2 separate regions of the Homo sapiens genome follow, and region 2 is linked to region 1. A link is an interaction called in ENCODE POLR2A ChIA-PET data of the cell type or tissue named here. Cell type or tissue: A673. All regions are shown on one strand. Each heading gives the region's core, and the rest is flanking DNA. Links, peaks and the distances in the headings are about the cores only. Region 1 has its middle 13 kb from the start of ZCCHC3. Region 2 has its middle 5.1 kb from the start of DEFB132.

Evidence for each region. Peaks named below come from ENCODE experiments on the same cell type or tissue, not always from the same donor. Only the 100,000 strongest peaks of a DNase experiment are listed, where the experiment ranks them.
Region 2: POLR2A ChIA-PET joins it to region 1 with 6 read pairs; 14 of 35 experiments call an interaction of 5 or more read pairs at or near these places.

Annotation. Positions count from the first base shown.
Region 1 is chr20:308,067-312,463 of GRCh38, forward strand. No RefSeq gene overlaps it. Among named protein-coding and RNA genes, the nearest start is that of ZCCHC3, 13 kb to the left of the region's middle. RefSeq lists enhancers at 1,614-1,673, 2,423-2,502. In A673, for the core only: a CTCF peak has its summit at 1,590; DNase peaks (open chromatin) are centred at 2,035 and 2,505; H3K4me3 peaks cover 1,833 bases; H3K27ac peaks cover 2,901 bases.
Region 2 is chr20:250,443-254,839 of GRCh38, forward strand. No RefSeq gene overlaps it. Among named protein-coding and RNA genes, the nearest start is that of DEFB132, 5.1 kb to the right of the region's middle. In A673, for the core only: no CTCF peak of the experiment used is centred there; a DNase peak (open chromatin) is centred at 2,539; H3K27ac peaks cover 559 bases.

The DNA of each region.
Region 1 (4,397 bases), core at 297-4,296:
GTTCACCAGGGCCTGCCTGACCAGCCCTGCCTCCTCTGGGCCTCCTCTCTTGTCGGGCCTCCCCCTCTTACCCTGGCTTGGCTTCCCCTTCTGCTCCAGCTGGTCATTCCTGGAAGCAGATCTCTTCCTCCCCTACCCATGGTTAATCCTTACCTGCCTGGGGCACTCAGCTCTAATGCTGCTTCCTAACTAGAGCCTACCCTAACATCCTGTATCAGACCCTCTTACACCGTCCGTTACCTCCCTGGCCTCTCCTTCAGCAGTTACTCGGGTGCAATGATATACTTATTTGTGCCATGGTTTGATTGATATCTGCCTCTGCCTCTCCACTTTGAGCTCCCTGAGGGCAGGAACCAGTCTCTTTTGGCTCACGGTTATAGCTTGAGCAATTAGCACTATGCCTGGCACAGAGTAAAGCCTAATAAATATTTATTGCATGCATGATCTAGAATCACTTGGCTGAGGTTACAGATTAAGACACGTGTCTACTTGTCCTTCTTTAATATACTTAACATACCTTAGCACTCTGTCATTGACACATACTGAACAAGGGCTTATTCATTCATCTTTTAAAAGCTAACTCACTCTTTTAGTTTTCCCACCTTTGATAAGGGAGGATAGGACCTGGGAGGTCAGGCCCTCGGTTTACTAGCTCATCCTCCTCTATTTCTCTGAGAGCATAAAATCACTGGAAGTCAGCCAGCATGCCCCATGGCACTGTGAGGCACAGGGGAGAAGCACCAGGCTCCTGGATTCTGAATGCGTGGCTTTGAAGCCTGGCAAGAGTGGCCCCTTCCCTGAGTCCCCCACCACCCCTCCCCTTGGGGCGAGGATTCTGCAGGCATGAGAAGTGCCCACCCAGAGTCTGTGCCTATGCCTTCTAGAACACGCTCTGATACCCGATAATTCCCTTCCAAAATGTCACTAAGTTAATTCACAGGGCTCTTTGTGGGCCTCATCCCTGGCTTCATCTCACCTGAGGGCAAACTATACTGCCTGATGCACATCTTATAGACCTGAGCCTTGGGCCTCAAGATAGCTGTTTGCAGGTGACAGCTAGGTGTTGACCCATGCATGCTAGCTCCATCACTGATGGGATGAGAGGTAGCTGGATAAGGGATGGATACAGGTTCCAGGGGACAGGTCTCCTTGGGCCTACACATTCTGGCACATAACTCCAAGGGTCTTAGAATTCTAATTTGAACATGGCCTTCCAGGTTGTTAGAGGATATATCCATCAAGGAAGAAAACAGAACATATTTCATTTAACACTTGCTGGACTGTTGTATAATTTCTAACTATAGAGACATATGGTATATGGGCCTCCAACTCTACTCTTGTTCTGAGCCCCACAAATGCCCATTTGGTTCTGTCATTTCTTTGCATAGACAAGCTACATAACCTCTCTGAACTTCAGTTTCCTGAGCAGGAAAATGGGTCTATGGTAATAACTACATTATCAGGGCTGGTGAGAAAATGAAATAAAATAATCCATGTCAAGGGCTTGAGAAGAATGCCCTCTGGCTGTCGTCTCCTATGACTTCCTGTATGATCTCCAAACTGCTCTCTTTGCAGGGTTTCAACACGGCTGCTCCCTCCTGCCTCCTTACCCACAGCCAATAACCTCCCCATTCTCTCCACCTAGTCAAATCCCACCGTCTTCAATTGTGATAATAGCTGGTTGATTGCACGTTTACTACGTTTCAGGCATTGTATTAAGAACTTTCCATGCATTAACTCAGTTCTGACACCAACTCGATGAAGCAGGCACTGTTTATTATTCCCCAAACACAAAGACACAGGGATCTGGAGACTGGAAGCACTGGCGGCTGCAAGTGGCAGGGCTGGCGGGGTGTGAAGCCGGAGAGGAGTCTTTCTGCAGTCAGGCCTCCCAAATCCCGGGATGGAATCAAGGAGCCTTTGGCTGTCCCACCCCTCCTCCTCCAAGCCCCCAAATCCAAGTCTGTTATATCCCGTCAGCTCTGCGGGCCTGCCTGTGACTTTCAGCCCAAGGGGGCGGGCACTTCGTGTCACGCCACGTTGTCCACATCATCGACCCTCCCTCCCCTTCTCCCCTTCCTTCCTTCCCTCCCTCTCTTCCTCCCATTGAGTGCCAGTTCTGTGCCAAGCTTTGCTGTTCAAAATGTTACGAGTGGAGAAGTCAGGGAAGGATGGAATTATAGGTGTTTCTTCTTCATACCTTTCTGTTTGGCTGATTTTTTTTCAAATGAGCACGCAGGCCCGGTTCCTCAAACCCACTTCCAATGTGGCATTGCTGGGTTGGTTTGGTCCAAGGAAAGCCCTGTCTCCTTAACTCCCAGCCCCCACGCCTCCTCCGCCGGCCCCCAAATCCAGGCCGCCCTGCCCCCTCCGGAAAGGGGAGTTGGGGGCGAGCGCCGAAATCTGAGTGGCTCTTTCAAGCCTCCGTTGCCATAGAAACCGGCCGCACAGGCCGATGCTGTCCATTACACCATCCTCTAGCCTCGCAGCCAATGGACTCCGAGCTCCATCGCCAGAGGCCCCGCCCCCCAGCTCTGGGGAGTCCACCAATCAGCAGGTCCCGTGACTTAGAGCCCTGCCCTCGGCCCAGGGACACCACCAATGCGCTTCGACCCTGCCCTCCTTCTCTTCGGTGTAACAAGAAGACTCGATATTTTTTTTTTTTTTTTTAGGAATTCTCCAGATCAGAAGGAATTGGCAGTAAGGCCTCTGTCAGCTGCACCCTGAATAATCTTTGGCTGCTATTTTATTTAAGGAGAGCAAAACTGTTTCAATTACGCAACAATATATACCATTCTCTACTAAAACAATTTTAGGAAATGAAAATGTAGGCAATGGGATGATATAGTCTGCTCTATATGAATGTCTTTCATTATAGGTATTTTAATTTAACTTAAAATGATCAAGGAACTAGTCATCTTTCCTTTGTATTTCAAATGCATACAAAATTAAAGATACCGAGTTTTTTGATGCAGAGTTCATGAGACATTGACTTAATTAGTTGGTAGGCAACTTTTACTGAACCATCTAATTCCTGGTTCAGAACATTACAACTGGAGGATAAATGAATATTTCTCTTAATCCATGGAAGAAATTCTGTTTTTGAGGCGGGCTGCGTAAATGGCTCTGACACTCTGGAGTCTAAATAAACCAAATGTGTTTTTAAAACCCGTTTGCCATTACAAAAAAAAAACTTCAATTTTTTAGAACACTTTTAGATTTACAGAAAAATTGTGAATATAAAGTTCCCGTCTACCCCAGCCACCCACCCTGTTTCTTTCATTATTATTATTATTATTGAGACAGGGTCCCGCTCTTTCACCCAGGCTGGAGTGCAGTGGCGCGATCTCGGCTCACTGCAACCTCCGCCTCCCAGGCTCAGGCGATCCTCCCACCTCAGCCTCCCAAGTAGCAGAGACTACAGGGGCATGCCACCAAGCCCAGCTGATTTTTGCATTTTTCATAGAGATGAAGTCTCGCCATGTTGCTCAGGCTGGTGTTTCTGCTATTAACATCACATATGGTATTGCAGACGCATGGTATATTTGTTCCAATTAATAAACCAATAATGATACATTATTTATTAATTAGAGTTCACAGTTTATTCAGATTTCCTTCGTTTTTACCCAACGTTCTTTTTCTACTCCATCTTTTTCTACTCCAGGATCCATCCAGCATGCCTCATCGCACTAGCTGTCGTGTCTCTCTGGGCTCCTCTTGGCTGGGGCGGTTTCTCACATAGCAACATGACATCACTGTTGGTGCTGCGTCAGGTTTCTCTACTGGAAAGTCAGTCTTCTTTTGCCCCTTTTCATACTGTACTCTTTGGAAGGAAGTCACTATGCTCGGGCCACACTTAAGTGAGGAGTTATGCTCTATCTCCTTAAGGTTGGAATAGCTACATAGATTATTTGGGATTTTTCTACACTGAAGATTTGTCTCATTTATTCAGTAATTTATTTATATCAGTATGGATTCACAGATAATTATTTAATACTTTAGGTTATAATCCAATACTATTTGATTTTGTTGCTCAAGTTGTTCCAGCTTTGGCTTTTGGGAGCTCTTTCGGTTGGCTCCCGTCTCCCTTTGACACACCCCTATTTTTGTGGGGTTTTCTCGTTGCCGTCAAGCACTTCCTTACTTTCTGGCACTACAAGATGCCTCAGGCTCATCTTTCGTATTTCCTGCCCCAGTCCTCAAATCAGCCATTTCGCAAGAGCTTTGATTGTTTCGGAGAAGGGTATTTATTAGAAACCAAGAACTGGGCGCTAGGTGCACTCATTGCTACTAGGGTGTCATTTATTTCCTTCCTCCCTCCCTCCCTCCCTCCCTTCCTTTTTGAGACAGAGTCTCACTCCATCACCCACACTGGAGTGCACACTCATGGCTACAGC
Region 2 (4,397 bases), core at 291-4,290, 58 kb before region 1:
GTACATCTGTTTATCCATTCATTCATTGAAGGGCATTTGGGTTGTTTTCAGCTTTTGGCTATCACAAATAAAGTTTCTAAGATGGCCAGGCATGATGGCTCACGTCTCTAACCCCAACACTTTGGGAGGCTGAGATGGGCGTTGAGGTCAAGAGTTTGGGACCAGCCTGGCCAACATGGTGAAACCCTGTCTCTACTAAAAATACAAAAATTAGCTAGGTGTGGTGGCACACACCTGTAATCCCAGCTACTCAGGAGGCTGAGGCAGGAGAATCACTTGAACCTGGGAGGTGGAGGTTGCAGTGAGCCAAGATTACACCACTGCACTCCAGCCTAGGCAATAGAGAGAGACTCTGTCTCAAAAACAAATAAATAAATAAATAAAGTTGATATGAGCAGTTTTTACAGATGTTTGTGTGACCGTAAGTTTTCGTTTCACTAGGGTAAATACCAGGTTCAGGATTGCTAGGTCCTGAGGTACGTGTATGTTTACCTTTCAAATAAACTGACAAACCATTTTCTAGAGTGACTGCAATTTCCAGTTGTTCTGCAACCTCACCAGCAATTGGTGTTGTCAGAAACTTTTTATTTTCATAATTCTTATCAATGTGCACAATTGTTTTTAAAATTCACAGAATTAAAGGAAAATATATTGTGCACTATTTGTGTAATTAAAGCAAAACACAAACACATAAACGGAAGACAAAAATAAGAAACTAATTCAAGAAACTAAAGAAAGAAAAACAAAATTAACTTTTTAAAATTAGAATAAAGGCATATATATGTAATAGGGATAGTTTGAAACACTCCCAAACATCTGCTCTGAGCCAACAACAATCGGATAGCGTGAGGGCAGATACAAATTAAATATGAGACTTAACTCTCCCCGTTAAAAATAAGGAAAGAGACTTACCCAACACCCCTCCCCCCCGCCCTTCTCTTTCTCTGTCTCTTTGAAATGTATGTAAATCTTTTTAAAATGTAAATAGGCCTCTAGCCAGTTTTACAACCCAGGAATATCTTTGTCAAATACCTAGGAGCCATCTCTTTGAAATGTAAGCATCCAGAAAGGTAGTGCTCCTATCTCTGAATTTATATGAGTGGGTAGGTCTCTAACTTTGGCAAGTTCCTTGCTTCAAGTTGCAAAGCCACTTCCTGTCACAAGGATGTGAGAATTTTGTTTTTCCTTTGGTTAAAGCCAACCAGCGAACACAGATGGCCACTCCAATTATCAGGTGAATCTAGGATGAACTATGTGTATGTCAAATGGTACTTCTAAGTTCTCCTATTTGAGAACCAGTTATTGTTTGTCTTGAGAGCATATCTGTAATGGGTTTTATCTTCTTCAGGATATAAACAAGTAGGATTTCTTTCTGTCTTTGCAAACTCTTTGTGAATTGCCTGTGATGTGTCTCACATTCTGGTTCAATGCTTATTCAATGGCAATTGTTTTCTTTCTCTTCTACCTTTGTGGAGAGGTTTTCTAGGTTGAGAGAAGATTTTGTTTTTAATTATATTTCCCCCACAATAGCAAACACATCCCCAACCACATACACACACACACACACACACACACACACACACACACACAACAGGTAATTAGACAGGCCTGAGCAGGGCAGGAGAGGGCTCTTCCCCCACCCACTACGAATGTCAGTGATGGTTCCAAAATTATCACATTGCCTCTCTAAAAGTGATAAATTGGGCAGCGCAGTGGCTCATGCCTGTAATCCCAGCACTTTGGGAGGCTGAGGTGGACAGATCACTTGAGGTCTGGAGTTCAAAACCAGCCTGGCCAACATGGTGAAACCCCATCTCTACTAAAAATACAAAAAATAGCTGAGCATGGTAGTGGACACCTGTAATCCCAGCTACTCAGGAGGCTGAGGCAGGAGAATCGCTTGAACCCAGAAGGTTCAGGTTTCAGCGAGCCAACATTGCCCCACTGCACTCCAGCCTGGGCAACAGAGTGAGACTCCATCTCAAAATAAATAAATAAATAAAATAAGTGAGAACATATGGTACTTATCTTTCTGTGTCTGACTTGCTTCACTTAAGATAATGGCCTCCAGTTATATCCATGTTGCTGCAAAAGACATGATTTTTGTGGAGGGATTGTATTCCATTGTATATATAGACCATAATTTCTTTATCCAATCATCTGTTGATGGACACTCAGTTGATTCCATACCTTTGCCATCATGAATCATGTTGTAATAAACATACAAGTGCAGGTATCTTTTGATGTGATTATTTCTTTTCCTTTGGGTAGATACCTAGTAGTGGGATTGCTGGATCAAAATGGCAGGTGCCTGTAATCCCAGCTACTCCAGAGACTGAGGCAGGGGAATCGCTTGAAACTGGGAGGTGGAGGTTTCAGTGAGCCAAGATCATCCCACTGCACTCCAGCCTGGGTGACAGAGCAAGACTCTGTCTCAAGAAAAAAAAAAAAATGCTGTGTGATTACCCTTATATGGGTTTCCTGGATGAGCCATTTGTTAAATTAATTTTTGTTGGAAATTTCCCCGCAGAGCTGTTGCACATTGTGGGGGGTTAATCCCCAGACACTCCCATGAGGCCCCAGTCACCCAGGGGTGCCTTTGGCTGGGAGGAGCAAGTGCCCTTTCTCCTAGGAGCTGAAAAACTCAGTCTCTTATTTATCTATGAAAACAACAGTTCAGTTTCTCACATAAATGTGTACAGATAAACCGAATTTAGACAGATTTTAGGAGAAAAAGCAATTGAGAATTCCTTTTAGAATGCATCTCCCAACTAGAATTAGGATCCTTAAACAACCACTTCTTAGGAGAAAACCAGCTCAGAATAAATCAAGGACCATCAACCAAAGGGAGGTCTGGGGCTCAGGAGGACTTACCAGTTCCACCAGAGGAGAAGCTCGAAGCTTCAATGGGCCCCTGCTGGCACCTTAGCTCTGGTTTTGGGCAACTCCTTTAGGGTCCTGAGTCTTCCCTGAGGCCTCACGTGTTTGGGCACCAAATTATTGTTGACGAAAAGAGCCAAACTCTGTAAAATATTTTAAGAGATTTATTCTGAGCCAAATATGAGTGACCATGGCCCGTGACACAGCCCTCAGGAAGTCCTGAGAACATGTGCCCAAGGTGGTCGGGGTGCAGCTTGGTTTTGTGTATTTTAGGAAGGCATGAAACATCAATCAAATACATTTAAGAAACACACTGGTTACTTGGAAGTCCCCGCGGGGCTGGGGGCGGGTATCAATGGAAAGGAATGTTCAGGTTAACATAAAGGATTGTGGAGACCAAGTTTTATTGTGAAAAGAAATCTCTCAGATAGCAGACTTCAGAGAGAGAGCAGATTGTAAAATGTTTCTTATCAGACCTAAAAGGGTGCCTGGCTCTTAGTTGATTATCTCCTGGATCTGGAAAGGAAGGGGAAAAAGGGGGTGGGTGGGTGTGGGGGTATAGAATGTGGATCTTTTTCCACCAAAGATTTTGTAAGGCAATTTCAAAGTATGGCAAGGCAATATATTTTGTGATAAAACATTGTGATTTTTTTTTTTTTTTTGTGAGACAGAGTCTCACTAGGTCCCCCAGGCTGGAGTGCAGTGGCGCCATCTCAGCTCACTGCAACCTTCGCCTCCCGGGTTCACGCCATTCTTCTGCCTCAGCCTCCCGAGTAGCTGGGACTACAGGCGCCCGCCACCACGCCCGGCTAACTTTTTGTATTTTTACTAGAGACAGGGTTTTACTGTGTTAGCCAGGATGGTCTCGATCTCCTGACCTCATGGTCCGCCCGCCTCAGCCTCCCAAAGTGCTGGGATTACAGGCGTGAGCCACTGCACCTGGCCAAAACATTGTGATTTTCTTCCTTGTTATGCCAGAGTCAGATTGAAAAGTAAGTCACAATATACAGGGTCAAATAAAACCCATCTTGTAAGAATTTATGGTTTGTAGGGCATAACTCCCTAGACCCCTTAGGTAGGAATTTGGGCAAGATAAAAAATCAGAGTTTAGTCCTCAATTCCTTAAGATAAATCTCTTTCTCTATATATATCTCTCTCTATCTCATATCTCCATCCTATTCTCTGGAAAACTCTGACTAATGCAAGAAATTAAAGAGACAAAACACATAATACAATATCTTAAACAACAAAATACTATTCAGCCATAAAAAAGAATGAAATCCTGTCATTCATGGCAACATGGATGAGCTAGAGCAGTGGTCCCCAACCTTTTTGGCACCAGGCACTGGTATAGTGGAAGACAATTTTTCCATGGTCGGAAGGGGGTGGGAGGATGGTTTTGGGAAGAAACTGTTCCATCTCAGACCATCAGGCAGTAGTTAGATTCTCATAAGGAGTGTGCAACCTGGATCCCTTGCATGCGCAGTTCATAATAGGGTTTGTGCTTCCATGAGAAT